Regions from separate parts of the Homo sapiens genome. Here all the other regions are linked to region 1. Evidence: chromatin contacts called from ENCODE Hi-C or POLR2A ChIA-PET data. All regions are on one chromosome and are shown on one strand. The core of a region is the stretch at or near the end of the contact, and the rest is flanking DNA. Distances in the headings are between cores, read along the strand shown. Region 1 overlaps RORA (RAR related orphan receptor A). Region 2 overlaps RORA (RAR related orphan receptor A). Region 3 overlaps RORA (RAR related orphan receptor A).

What was found. Hi-C counts contacts between places; a loop is a spot of excess contacts on that map. ChIA-PET counts read pairs that join two places held with the same protein, here RNA polymerase II (POLR2A). Pooled maps may share reads with other maps.
Region 2: a loop to region 1 is called in a pooled map, with 4 times the contacts of the local background. The contact joins two enhancer-like sites. A Hi-C loop is called at or near these places in 4 of 50 pooled maps. POLR2A ChIA-PET finds 5 or more read pairs at or near these places in 3 of 52 experiments (CD4-positive, alpha-beta memory T cell, CD8-positive, alpha-beta memory T cell and activated CD4-positive, alpha-beta T cell).
Region 3: a loop to region 1 is called in a pooled map, with 3 times the contacts of the local background. The contact joins two enhancer-like sites. A Hi-C loop is called at or near these places in 6 of 50 pooled maps. POLR2A ChIA-PET finds 5 or more read pairs at or near these places in 3 of 52 experiments (CD4-positive, alpha-beta T cell, activated CD4-positive, alpha-beta T cell and activated T-cell).

Annotation. Positions count from the first base shown.
Region 1 is chr15:60,519,073-60,523,553 of GRCh38, forward strand. The region is part of intron 3 of RORA (RAR related orphan receptor A); the gene reads right to left. All of the region lies in intron 3 of RORA-AS1 (RORA antisense RNA 1), which reads left to right. Among named protein-coding and RNA genes, the nearest start is that of RORA-AS1, 42 kb to the left of the region's middle. Within about 2 kb of position 1,844, at least 5 of the 41 ENCODE cell types and tissues checked have a DNase peak (open chromatin) inside an H3K27ac peak, as active enhancers do.
Region 2 is chr15:60,841,940-60,846,420 of GRCh38, forward strand. All of the region lies in intron 1 of RORA (RAR related orphan receptor A), which reads right to left. Among named protein-coding and RNA genes, the nearest start is that of RORA-AS4, 81 kb to the left of the region's middle. Within about 2 kb of position 2,697, at least 3 of the 41 ENCODE cell types and tissues checked have a DNase peak (open chromatin) inside an H3K27ac peak, as active enhancers do.
Region 3 is chr15:60,793,652-60,798,132 of GRCh38, forward strand. All of the region lies in intron 1 of RORA (RAR related orphan receptor A), which reads right to left. Among named protein-coding and RNA genes, the nearest start is that of RORA-AS4, 32 kb to the left of the region's middle. RefSeq lists an enhancer at 2,547-2,726. Within about 2 kb of position 1,985, at least 2 of the 41 ENCODE cell types and tissues checked have a DNase peak (open chromatin) inside an H3K27ac peak, as active enhancers do.

The DNA of each region.
Region 1 (4,481 bases), core at 594-3,093:
GTTCAACTTTATCACAGGTCTGGATGTATGGGAGAAAACAGTATCTAAAAGGTTCGCAGTTTCAGGCATCCCCATGAGGCTAAGGGGGGACTACTGTGTAACAAACTTCTTCCTTCATGACAGTCATTTCCAGATCTGTGTGTCTTATGGTACCTGATTAAAACAAATCCCAAATACCATTAAAACAGCACTGACTTCATACTAGGCACTCTATGCTTTATGTGGATTGTGTCATTCACTTGTGACAAGGGCAATATTGGGCAAATCCTATCATTCCCCTGGTTTTAAGGCTGAAAAAACAGAGGCTTAGAGAGGTGTAGTGACTTGCTCAGAGTCCTCGCTGTAGCATGGGGTAAAGCCAGGATATGACTTCACATAGTTTAACTCCAGAACTTACACTGTCATCTTGTTTTGTTTTTCTGCTTCTCTTGTGTGTCAAAAGAATTCCTCCTTAGTTGTTCTCATATGGGGCAACCATTAAATTAGGCAGTGTAAAAAACAAGTTATGCAGAATAAAGTAGCAAGAGCAATCTACTCTGAAATTAGTGTTTTCCCTCACTTTAGCACCTTTAGCTGACCCAGCTTCCTACCGCCCAGACATTTTACAAAAATCTCTCTCTGGAGTTGCCTCCTGATCTGGATTAGGAGTCACATAAGAAAATCAGTCTCATGAGTCCATCATTTTTCCTCATTTCTGACCAGAAGTATTCTGCCCCATTTGCTTCACCTTATTTCTAAATCACTCTAGCTCATTTAAACAAACAAACAAACAAACAAACAAACAATGAAACTTACTGCAAGGGCACAGAATAACTATCATTAAAGATGTCTGTGTAATTATGCCATAAGTTGCAAGGCAAACTCATGAAGCATTCCGTATGTTCTTTGAGCAGTGGCACTGTGGCTCGAACCAATGTCCAGCTTCCACACTATCTGCTTGGAAGAGGATTACCCTTATTTGGAAGTCTCAGTTTTGAGGATTTGGGGAAAGCAGGCACGCAAGCAGACACACCTTATTCTCTACAGCATCATTTATACCTCAACTAAGTCAGCTGAACAAATGCCTGCTGAAAAGTTCTGGGAGTGGCATAGCTAAGAACCAGAAAGGCGATCTTTCTTTTGGATTAAGTCAACAGAGTCATACCCACAAGGAGAACTATCAAATATCAGATGCGAGAGGTGAAGTGGGGTTATAAGGTGAGAGCTGAGAAGGGAGAAACAGGGTGAGTAAACCTCCATGACTCAGACGAATACTGAACTTTGCATTTCAGGAAGAATGAGGGTTTGGGTTGCTTCTTTTTCTTTTTAAAAACCTCTTCTTTTCAGTATTCCTTGGGGGGCGGGGTTCTCAGAGGATTAAGGGTTTGGAAAATTAAACAGATAAGATACTAAGAGTTAAATAACACATAAGAGGAAGAAGGATTAGAAAGAGGAAGAAGAAAAGTAGAAAGTGTGGTAGGTACCTTCCTACCTCAAGGTAGAAGTAGTGTGTTTCTAAGTACAGAGATAGATTTTGTCTGATTGGGGAGAAATCCTGCAAAAGGATTAGGAAGTGAGTGAGCTGAGAGATGAATTCCAGGGATTGGAGGTCATACAGAGAGCAGGGGAAGCACAAAACTAGGGCATGGAGTTTTGGGTGGAACTGAGGAGGCGTAAAAAAAAAGTGCTGAAGTTGTGAGCTGGGAAAGGTATCAAGTACATAATTTGGCAATTTTGTTATTTCTAAAAGATAAGCTAACAAATTACTTGGCTGTCATAAAAGTTCACTTTTTATGGATGTTAAAATACATGGAGATGTTCATTTACAAACATGGTGAGCTTGAGCCAGAGAGCCACCATGATACATTTCAGGTAGTATACGTTTAGTGTGACTGTGGCGCACTACCACCACCTAGTGGCAGCAGATTACCATGCAGCTATTGCAAATAGAAAATTAGAATAAAACAAACAGGCCTTTGGTGCTGAAAGACTTTGAGAGATTATCAGGTACAGCAGTTGACATATAGGTGATGCATCAGAAACACCCACAGAGCTTTTAAAAGATACACCTTAGATATATCAAACCAGAACTATATATCAAACCAGAAACTTTTGGCGATGTCGTCCAGGCATACATAGTAGTTTGAACAATGAGAAATTCCCATTTTTATAAGTCAAAAAAGAAAAAAATTGTCATTTTTTTTTTTTTGAGACGGAGTCTTGGTCCGTCACCAGGCTGGAGTGCAGTGGCATTACCTCGGGTCACTGCAACCTCTGCCTCCTGGGTTCAAGTGATTCTCCTGCCTCAGCCTCCCGAGTAGCTGGGACTACAGGCGTGCACCACCACACCGAGCTAATTTTTGTATTTTTAGTAGAGACAGGGTTTCACCATGTTGGCTAGCATGGTCTAGATCTCTTGACCCCGTGATTCGCCTGCCTCGGCCTCCCAAAGTGCTCGGATTTACAGGCGTGAGCCACCGTACCTGGCCACAATTGTCATTTTTATAGTAAATATTTTTTAAAAGCTCCCCGAAGACTTTGACTTCCTTTTGTTAAGAACCAGAGATTGATTCGAGTTTTCTGATTTGCCAAAAACAAAAATGAAGTTTAGAATGTTAAATGACTTGTCCAAGGTCCCATGGCTGGGACTCAATCTCTTGTCCTGATTTTAAGTCCAGTGCCCTCTTACTTATATGTATCTTCTTCATTGTGGGACAAACAAAACAATGTCACACATTCTCGATTTCCTGACACAGAGTCCCTACATATCCACCTTTTGTTTCAATTCCTACTGTCTCAAAGACATCTCTCCAGTGTTCCTCCCTTATTTCACCTAGCTTTTCAAAACGCCTTGTGCTTTTATTTCTGATACGTGTCTTACCTTCTCTGGAAATTCTATTCCCTAATACTTTTTCTTTAAAAAAAATGACTGTATACTATGAATTTTTCACTGATCCCATTAGATGGGCGCTTGGCAAACTGGGACAGAGGCCATGGTGTTTAGGAGAAGGCTCATACCAGGTTGCAAGAGCTGAGTGCTAAAATGTCAGGAATTTTGTTATTAAGGCTAGTTATTAAATCTGTTATTACACATTAACTGATGCATTCCTGACATAAAAAATTAACTACTTTTTAATGATTATTTTACTGTTATCAATGTTCTTCAGGTTGTCTACATCAATTATCCTTATATCTGAAGGTGGAAATACTATACCATGCTGTGCATCCCTTCCCTACTCTGTATTCTGTGAAAGAGCGGGTCGGGTGGCTTGAAAATGGCCATTGGTGGGATTATTTACACCACAGAAATTGGCAAATGTTACAGATCAGGGTTTGATTTATTATTTTGCTTTATTGTCTAGATTTAAAAAGTGATGGCCCAATGCAGTGGCTCATGCCTGTAATCCCAATACTTTGAGAGGCTGAGGCAGGAAGGTGATGGCCCAATGCAGTGGCTCATGCCTGTAATCCCAATACTTTGAGAGGCTGAGGCAGGAGGATCACTTGAGGCCAGGTGTTCGAGACCAGCCTGGGCAACATAGACCCTGTCTCTACAGGAAATAAAACAATTAGCCAGGTGTAGTGGCATGTGCTTGTAGTCCCAGCTACTTGGGAAGGTGAGGTGGGAAGATTGTTGGAGCCAGGAGTTTGAGGGTGCAGTGAGCTATGATTGTACCACTGCATTCCAGCCTGGACAACAGAGTGAGACCCTGTGTCTTAAAAAAAAAAAAAAAAAAAGACCAGGTGTGGTGGCTCACACCTGTAATCCCAGCGCTTTGGGAGGCCGAGGTGGGCAGATCACGAGGTCAGGAGTTCGAGACCAGCCTGACCAACATGGTGAAACCCTGTCTCTACTAAAAACACAAAAATTAGCCAAGCTTGGTGACAGGTGCCTGTAATCCTAGCTACCCAGGAGGCGGAGGTTGCAGTGAGCCGAGATCACACCACTGCACTCCAGCCTGGGCAACAGGGCGAGACTCTGCCTCAAAAAAAAAACACAAAAAAAAAAACTGATGAAAATTATAATAATGCAGATTAAACTTAACAGTACATCATATCCAGTGCTCCCATTGTGAATAACATAAAAAGTGGAAGAAATGTTCTTCTGGTATTTGAAAACTATTAACTGAGTCAGCAAGGAAGTGGTTCATGTCATTGTTGGCGAATGAATGAAGTTCCAAAATGTCTTCGTTGTTTCACTCCCTTCTTAGTCATTAATGTAAACAAAATATCAACCAACATTCATGTTGGAACTAGTCTTTCCTCAGTTGTAACCATGCAGATAGATGTAGGAGTTCAGCAAAAATCATGAGAGCATTCAGTGAGAATCATTTGTCTATATGAAATTTAAAATAAAGAATATTGTATATTTTATTATTGTTTGAAAATTATGTGAAATTATATCAATGAGATAGATACCAAAGTTATCTACATACAGATAGACACTTTTTGCTTTCCAGAGAGCCAGTTGTTCACAGCTTACCAGCATGTGGCTGGCCTGA
Region 2 (4,481 bases), core at 1,447-3,946, 320 kb after region 1:
CCCAGATGGTGGCCTTCCCCCAGGAGAGAGAACAGCACTGTCTCTCCTCCCCTCGCACTACAGTTTGGGTCACTGCCATCACGGATGCCTTCTCAAAACATATCTTTGACCCCTTCTTCCTTCTCTGTGGTTGCCAAGCTGACCCATCCCTTGCTCCTCAGCCATCTTCCTTTCTAAAGTTCACGAATTTGTGTTTTCCACCCCCTTCCCTTCTCTACCACCCCAGGGCCGTCGTCCACTTTGCTTGGATACTGACAGAGCCTCCTTGCCAACATTCCTCCTTTCTCCCCAAACTGATGACAGGTGAAGATTTCCCCAAACAGCAATTTATTTAATATCATCCCTGCAGGAATATCTTCCTTGGCTGCCCATGGGCTGCAGGATAAAGTCCAAATACCTAGTCTCAGCAAACAGAAACTTCTACATCTTGACCCTAACTTACTGTTCAAAGCATTAATCATAATAGATATTTTCAAAGCTACCATTTATGATTTATGGGCCACTTAGTACACATCAGATACAGCGTTAAGCATTGCTTCCTGAGTTAGTTCTCACAAGAGTCCTACATGAAGTTTCATTACTTGCACTTTCCATTTTCAGGCCTGTAGAGATGAAGCAGCTTCAGAAGGCTGACAGTGGGTCAGTGGTCAGTGGTGAGCATTGGACTGCAGATCTTATGATGTCAAAACCCATGCTCTTGACCCCTTCACTGCCCCTTCTACCTGAACGGATGCCCTGTGCTGCTGTCACACCCCTCCCCCGACCCTCCACACAGGTCCTGGGCTGTCATGGTCACCCCCTCCCAAACCCAAACTGGTGCCTGGGGCAGAGGAGCTCTAAGAAGTCCTCAATCCATATGAGCTGAAAGTTCTCAGCCTTCAAAGTAGAAGATCGGGTGGATAAAGAAGACACGCAGCCCAGGAAGCTTCAAGTAGATGGGCAGTGAGTGCCAGCCCGCCACATCTGCTGAGTGAGAGTGGGTGGTGGAAGAGCTGGGGCTGGCTGTATTCATTTGAAACGTGGGCTCTTTCTCTGCATCCTGCAGCAGCCTCTTTCTCTGTCCACCCTTCTCGTTCACCCACCACACCCCTCGTGAAACTCCATTCCTAAGGTAATTCTCCAAATGTCCAAACCCAAGATCTACTCAGCCAAGAAGCTGGGTTCTGCCGCTCTCCCTCCCCCTGCTGTTCTGCTGCAAGGAAATGGAAGAAGGAACAACCTCGCTGGGCCACTTGGTGATTTGTTTTTTCCTTGCTCAAAGCACAAACATGCACAAATCTCAGAGTCCCCATGTTAAGCAGAGACGCTCCCTGGTCAGTCTCCTGCACTCTAACTTCCTAAAAATTAAAGAGTCAAGGCAGAATCAGACACGGTAGAAGGGAGAAAAGGCCTCTTAGTAGCCATAAAGTCCAGGTACCTCATTTTACAGGTGAGGACATCGGAGCCTGGAGAGAAATAACTTGTCCAAGGTCATTCAGTATCAGAGTGGTAGAGCCCACACAGTTCCCAAGGCCTTTTCTCCCAGGCGGAGAGCTCTTTCCCTCTCCCTGTGATGTGGCTGCTGCAGCCACACAAACCAACTGTTCTTGTTACACGTGTCATGGTCAAATGTCCACTAGCTGCCCAAGGGCAAGATGAGTTACAAGAGCAATTCTTCCCATGACTTTACAGTTGTCAGGAGGGGTCAAGGACGCTTTCAAGATTCACACTCTGACCGTGGCAAGCCAGGTTCTCGGAGGGTTAAATGACTGATGAAAAGAAAGCCAAAGGCTGAGTCAGAACCAGGGACAGAACGGCTGGCACAGCCCTGTCTTGCTGGGGAAGGCAAAGTTCTCCATTTTGGCAAGGTCCGTGAATGTCTCTTTTTGCTTTTCCTGGGTCTCTGGTGCACTTGTTGGATTGAATCTTAAAGCATACCCTGAATGCTAAACATCTCAGGATAATGCACTAAGTCCTTCCTCAGCTGGGCTGGCCCATCTTTCTACAGCCTCACCCTAATATACCTACTCTGCTCAGGGCACAGGAAACATAGCCCACACTTTCACATCTTCATTTACTTTTTTTTTGGTTATTCTCTCCACCAGGAATATCTTCCCCTCTTTAACTGGCAAACCTGCACTTGACTTTGAGGATGGAGTTTAAATGCCTGCTCCTTTTCATAGCCTCCTCTGGCTCTTCTCTCCTAGTCCCCTCACTTGTCTTCCCAGAGAACTCTGTTCCTGGCACCTCTCTGCCCTTCCTGAGTTGAATTCTAGCTATTTGTTAACATGTTTTCTCCTATGGCTGTCCTGAGGCTCTCTCAAGGACAGTGACTCAGTCATATTCATCTTTGTACCCTGGGTTGTCAGCTCAGTTACTGGGACACAGAGGGAACAAAAGAATTACTACTTTAAACTACACAGAAATGCATCTACTTAAGGAAAACTTTGCTCCAAGTTCCCAAATGGAAAAGCCAATGAAGGAGTTGTTGTTGTTGTTGTTGTCGTTTGCCCCTAAGAGTATAGCAAAGGCCCCCAACCAGCCAGTTTTCATTCTGAATGGTAAAGTGTCATTTTACAAGCTGCTGCCACGAGCAAGCCTCCACGCATGTCGAATGCACACTTGTATGCATGCACACACACATAGGAGCTAGAAGGAGCTGGTTGCTCTATGGCAAGAAGCAGCAAAGAAGATAAGATCACCATACTGCAAAGGAAGGTAAGCCACGTGATGATGTGGGTAACCCCAGGCACAGATGATACCCTCAGCGAGGCCCAGCTTAAATCTAACCACATCAACTTTTCATGAAACAGACATGAAAAAGTAAGACTAAGACAATTACAAAAAAGGTGGTTTAATGCCTTCTTGCCTCGATGGTATCAAAGCTATTGGCTCCAGGGCTACACTTGGGGAAACAATTCTTTGAGATAAGGAGATGAACTATCTGCTCAAAAGAATGTGCAGGAAGCCAAGGTAACTGGGCAACACATAATGAAACGGTTTGTGGCCAATGAGCCGTCTAAACAAAAATATCCCTGGTAGGCATCAGTTGTATAAGTGAAGGAAACCAAACCCACCCTTGTTTCAAAGTGAAGACTTTGTGGGTGCCAGTGTGTGAGTGTGTGTGTGTGTGTCCTCACTAAATATTATAGTTAAAGTGAAATTCACAAGTCCTCCAGCTGTGGCTGACACTGGTATAAAATGAAAAGGTTGAGAAGGTGAGACTAGTTGTCATACAGCAACCTTGAAGTGCCTTTCCGGGTGGCACTGCCTGCTATGTGAAGGCTCATTTGCTGAATGACCATCACTACGTCAACACAAATTGAGATCTCAGCATTGATTTATCGGTGTGTGTCCCAGAAAGACACACTGCATTTCAGCATCACGGTATTCTGATGTAGTTAGGTTCTGAATTCTCTGAGCCACAGACGATGGTATGTTTCTCCTCTCTGAAGCTCTGCTAATGCCTCGTCCCTATTTCCCTGAAATATGGTTTCCCCCATCAGTTTTCAACCTTTTCGTTTCCCCAGGCAATCTTTTGATGATTCTTTAAGGTCCCCAGATCCACAGAATGTGACAGCTGGGATGAGCTTCCGGGGGTGCCGATTGGAAGCTTTACAGGCTCTAAAACTTGCTACTGAATCTCAGCTCTGGCATTAGTCGGTGTTCTTTGATTTCAGGTAAGTCACACAACCTAAATCTCAGCTTTCTCATTTATAAATTGGGACTAACAGAACCCATCTTCTAGTTGAGTTTGCTTTAGAAATATATGAGTTAATTCGCATTAAAGTACTTAGCACAATTATACACCTCAGTATGTGAAGCCATTTTTTTGTTTGCTTGTTTGAGATGGAGTCTTGCTCTGTCGCCCAGGCTGCAGTGCAGTGGTGCGATCTCCGCTCACTGCAACCTCCGCCTCCCGGGTTCACACCATTCTCCTACCTCAGCTTCCCGAGTAGCAGGGACTACAGGTGCCTGCCACCACACCCGGCTAATTTTTGTATTTTTAGTAGAGACGGGGTTTCACCTTGTTAGCCAGGATGGTCTCAATCTCCTGACCTCGTGATCCGCTCCCCTCGGGCTCCCAAAGTGCTGGGATTACAGGCGTGAGCCACCGCGCCCAGCTGTGAAGCTATTTTTATTACCACCACCAGCATGATCCCTTCAGACCCTCTTAATCTTGAGGTCCAGAGAGATAAAGTAACTTGTCCTAGGGAAATGAATCTTGGTTGAGACAATAACTATTGTCTCTGCTATACAATGATTAAACCAAAGATAGCAGCAATCGTAAGTGGCTGTCAGGGCTCAGGTCTACTCGCTTCCAGGTCAGAACCACATTGGTGCCCGTACTGTGATTTATCATTGCATACTTATTTTTTTCAGAGTGTAGCACTTGATAGGTACTGTATAAATATTTATTAATCAGCTGATTGCAAAGATCACTGCTGATTTTCAAAGCAACAGGTTTCTCTATCGTAACTGCTTCTCCTCCACACTATCAC
Region 3 (4,481 bases), core at 735-3,234, 270 kb after region 1:
TAAGGAAGCCTTGAGCCTCCAAGGACTGGGAACAGTTAATTAAATATTCAGTGTGTCCATGTTTCACTTGGGGGAGAATTTATGAAACTTCAAAGAGCTTTCTGGTGATTTGCCACAGAGATGGACTTAAGCCAGGCTAGACTCCAAGGCTTACTGGCCACCAAATCCTGGGAGGCTGCCCTGGGGTAGCCTTCCTCAGTCCTGATGCTCTGTGACATTTGAGCCGTGCAGGCTTTCTCTCCCGCCTCAGTGCCTCTGTGATTCTGCCGGATTAAGCAAGCAGTGGGAAGTTCCTGACTCAGACAGTGCACTCTAGAACGGGTTCTTTGAGGACCTGGGTCCCAGCTGGCTCTCCAAGGTGACAGGGAAAAGGTAGAAAAATACAGTCCCTTCTTTGGCAGCCTTTTTACAATTCTGCTGAGTGCCGTGTGTTCAACTGTTTCTTTTCTTCCCCAGAAAACAGTCACTGCAAATAACATGCTGTTTGGTAACAGGTCTACTTAAAATGCCACATTCATATAATTATTTACAAATACTGGCATAAATGAAATAAAGGTCTGACTAAAACAGAAAATCTCAAAGCCCAACACTATTGCTTTAATGAAGAGAGTAGAGAAAGGCTGAATAATCTGCTGTTTCACCGCGTTCTTGAGAAACCTTTTCTCCCTCCTGCACACATATTCCATGTTTAATCTTCCTTTTTTAATTTGCTCCCATTACCCAACTTATAGCACATAATGAAGTATACATATCACCTGTGTTTTCAAATGGCTTTTAGATAGATTTGAACATGGTCACCAGAGAACCATTACACCTGTGTGTATGCTGCCCTTTGGAAGAAAAACGACCATAAAGTCCTAGGGAAAAATACTGGGTGCATACCACTGAGCCAAAGCTTGCTTTTAGATATCCAAAGCTTGCTTTTAGATATCCAAACCTCCACTGACGTCACCAGCTAACTGAGTCCCCAATATCCCTATGAGCTGCCTGCAGGTTTCCGACAGCAAAATCCAATACATGTTCAAAATGGCAATCATTAATTTCTAAACGATTGGCCACTGTTTGTTGAATAACAGTACTTCTATTCTGATAGGGTGGAGTTATCATTCAACCAGAGGCAGAGAAAAAGCACCTGGCTTCCTTACTTGCTTTCTGTTTAGAAGGGTGCTGTGCCTCATGCGCCCATATCCTAGGGCTCACTGCTCACAAGCACCGTAGGCCTGGAGTTCTGCCTGTCCACTTTCTGTCCTTCAACCACACAAATGTGGAAAATGGGTGGTGCTGAGATTCTGCCCTCAGAGGGGTTCATTTCAAAACAAATCCTGGACCTTAGTTGCTAAAATGCGACACCCCTTCCCACTGCTTCTCAATTACATAAAAACCTCAAGAAACCTACCATAAGCACTGGCATTTATAATCTATCACCATTTTGCTATGCATATAGGGTGATATCAGGTATCCAAAATCCCCACACACTAGATGTATGCCACCTCAGGAACCGGGAAAAAGAGTCCTTACCTCTGAAGAACCAACCTGAAGTTTGTGGTTGGTGGTGGAGACAGCCATAGAGAGAATTCAAAATGGCAACCCGAAGTCAATGTTTCAAATGGGCTATTCACCTTCTGTAGGCTGGCAGGAGCTCTTCACCTTTACTCCTGTGCTCACCACGAAACAACAAGAGCAGCAGCAGCAAATAAAACCCCAACTCAAAATGGGCTGCTTGAGATGTAGAATTTGCTTTTATATTCTTCTTCTCTAAACTGTGTTGGAAAGGGCAGCCAAACCCCGGGAGAGTATTTTTGAGCTAAGAATTTGACAACTGTTTAGACTGGAAGCTCCCTGAGGGAAGGCTCAGTCTTTAAACTGTATTTCGCTGAGGCACAGTTTGATACCATGGTGGTATATGGTAGCTAATATGATGCAATGATGAAGGAGGGATCTCAAACAGCCACTGATCTCCTAATATCACAACTTCAAACAGCTTCCTGCCCTCCCTCCCTCCATGGTGAGTAAGGCAGAAACAACAGGTTGATTTGTCAACCACAGACAATCAGAGGAGGCCTTCCTTATGGCGCCTCCCTATATATGGCAACTCCCCTCACCTAGCCCACCATTCTCCCCTCACCTCCATCCCTACCAGATGTGACATGCCTTGTAGACTGTAAGGCACTGCACCACCATAAAACATTACATAAGACAAAGTAATGTAATGGAGATAACTTTGGGAAATTACCCAAAAGGCCTCATGCCTCGGTTTCTTCAGCTTTCAAATGGGGATCATACTACCTGATGTCTTGCCTACATTACAGGATCATTGTGGGTATCAAAATGTGTAAAGCCTATGCAAATATAACCATCATCATTATAACATTTTCTTAACCTTTGCATCCTCAAAAAAGGGAAGTGCAAAGTGAATGTGTGGTTCTTGACAGAACTGAAAGAAGCCTGAAGTAGGAGTGAGACAGGCCTTAGCTGTGGTTCTGCCACGTCTCCTCCTGGGTGCGGGAACCAGGCTCTCTGCTCTCAGTGCCTCTCTGTATCACAGTGAGGGTGGTATTCTAGCTCTGCTGGGAGACACAGAATGTATGCTGGAACAGGCTTGAGCTCAAGAGCTTCCCCATGCACACGACTCTCCAGGCACTCACCCTTTTGACTTCCCCACATGGAGAAGCCTGATTCTAAACTTGGAGAGGTAATGAGACCTAGCAGGTCAGGCTGGGCCAGCCCATGGCAGTGACCAGGTCGGTATAAGCTTTTCACCTCTGAAAATCTTTAAACTATTTGGGAAAACAAATTACTCTGAAAGAAAATCAGACAGATACCACTTTATACCCACTAGGATGGCTATCCACCCCCCGCCAAAAAAAAAAAGAAATAAAATAACAAGTGTTGGTAAGGAAACTGGAAACCTTATGTGTACATGCTGGTTGGAATATAACGTTGTCACTATGTAAAGCAATTTGGTAGCCCCTCAATAAATCAAACATAGAATTATCATATGATCATATAATCCAGCAATTTCACTCCTAGGTATATACCCAAAAGAACTCAAAGAAAGTGTTCAAAGAAAAACTTGTATGCAAATCTTCATAACAGCACCGTTCACAATTGGAAAAAGGTAGAAACAACCTCAATTTCTCATCAACTGATGAGTCGATAGACAAAATGTGGTACATTCATACAAAAGAATATTATTCAGCCACAAAAAAAAGAATAAAGGACCCATACAGGCTACATCCTGGATGACCCTTGAAAATATTATGCTCAGTGAAAGAAGCCAGTCACAAAAGGCCACATAATATATTATTCCATTTATACAAATACCATGAGTAGGTTTATCATTATTTATGTCTAAATATATTTTATTTATATATTTATATAATATATAATTATATTATCTATATATTTATTAATTATATTTATTATTATTATTATTATTTCTGCACAGAGGCAGAAAGCAGATTAGTGGTTGCCAGTGGCAGAAGGGAATGGGAAATGGGATTTCCTTTTGGGATAATTAAAATGTCCTGGAACTAGATAGTGTCATGGTTGCATAACTTTGTGATTGTCCTAAATGCTACTGAATTGCACACTTAAAAATGATTAAAATGGTAAGTTGTACATTATGTGTATTATACCATTAAAAAAAAGATAGCCATACATAGGTGGGAATGAGGTGGCTGGGAGAAGGGACAGTTCTGGAGCTCCTGTCCAGGACAGCCTTCCAAAGCCATCTTTGCTGCACTGTGTGTGCCTTTCCAAGGGCCTGGGTTGTACATTAATTGAGAAATGATTCCTAATAAGTCCCAAGAAGCCACAGGTCTTTTCCTTACAAACAGGAAACAATCACATCTCATGGCAGCTCATTACACATTCTTTGGGTACCATGAGTTGTTTTAAAACCGTGAAATTAGTTCTGGCAGAGTTTACAGAAAAACACCCATGAGATGAGACTGAATGAGTTATGTAAGACTTCTCGCACTCTGCTTATGAGATATTAACTCCTTACGGGCCCAGCCAAGGACACCGGTGTCATTTATAAAGTAGTGAGCACACCCTGGTTCCCACCAAGACCAGCACGCGGTTGACAAGAAGCAGCAGTGGAGCCCTAGATCTGGATGGGCTCATCGAGCAATTGCCAGCTTCAGCAGCTAGGTACTTCCTTCTCCACAAGAGGCCGGTGAGGCTGCTAGCCAGGTGAAGGGACTTGCTCACACAAACTGGCTCAACTAAAAGTTCCAGTCTTTTCCCAGGAGTTAGGCTGACCTTTTGGGGTGGTGCACGGAAAGCTTTAAAATCAACCAGATGTGTAGAAGATTAATACGATCATCACTGGCCTACAGCTATGCCACAAGACCAGCCCCAACCCACCAGGAAGATAAGTAATCTGATCCATTGAGCTTGAACTCTGGCATTAAGGAGACACATATTTCAAAAGTTTCCGTCTGGCAATAGTCACTAAATTAATTATTATACATGAG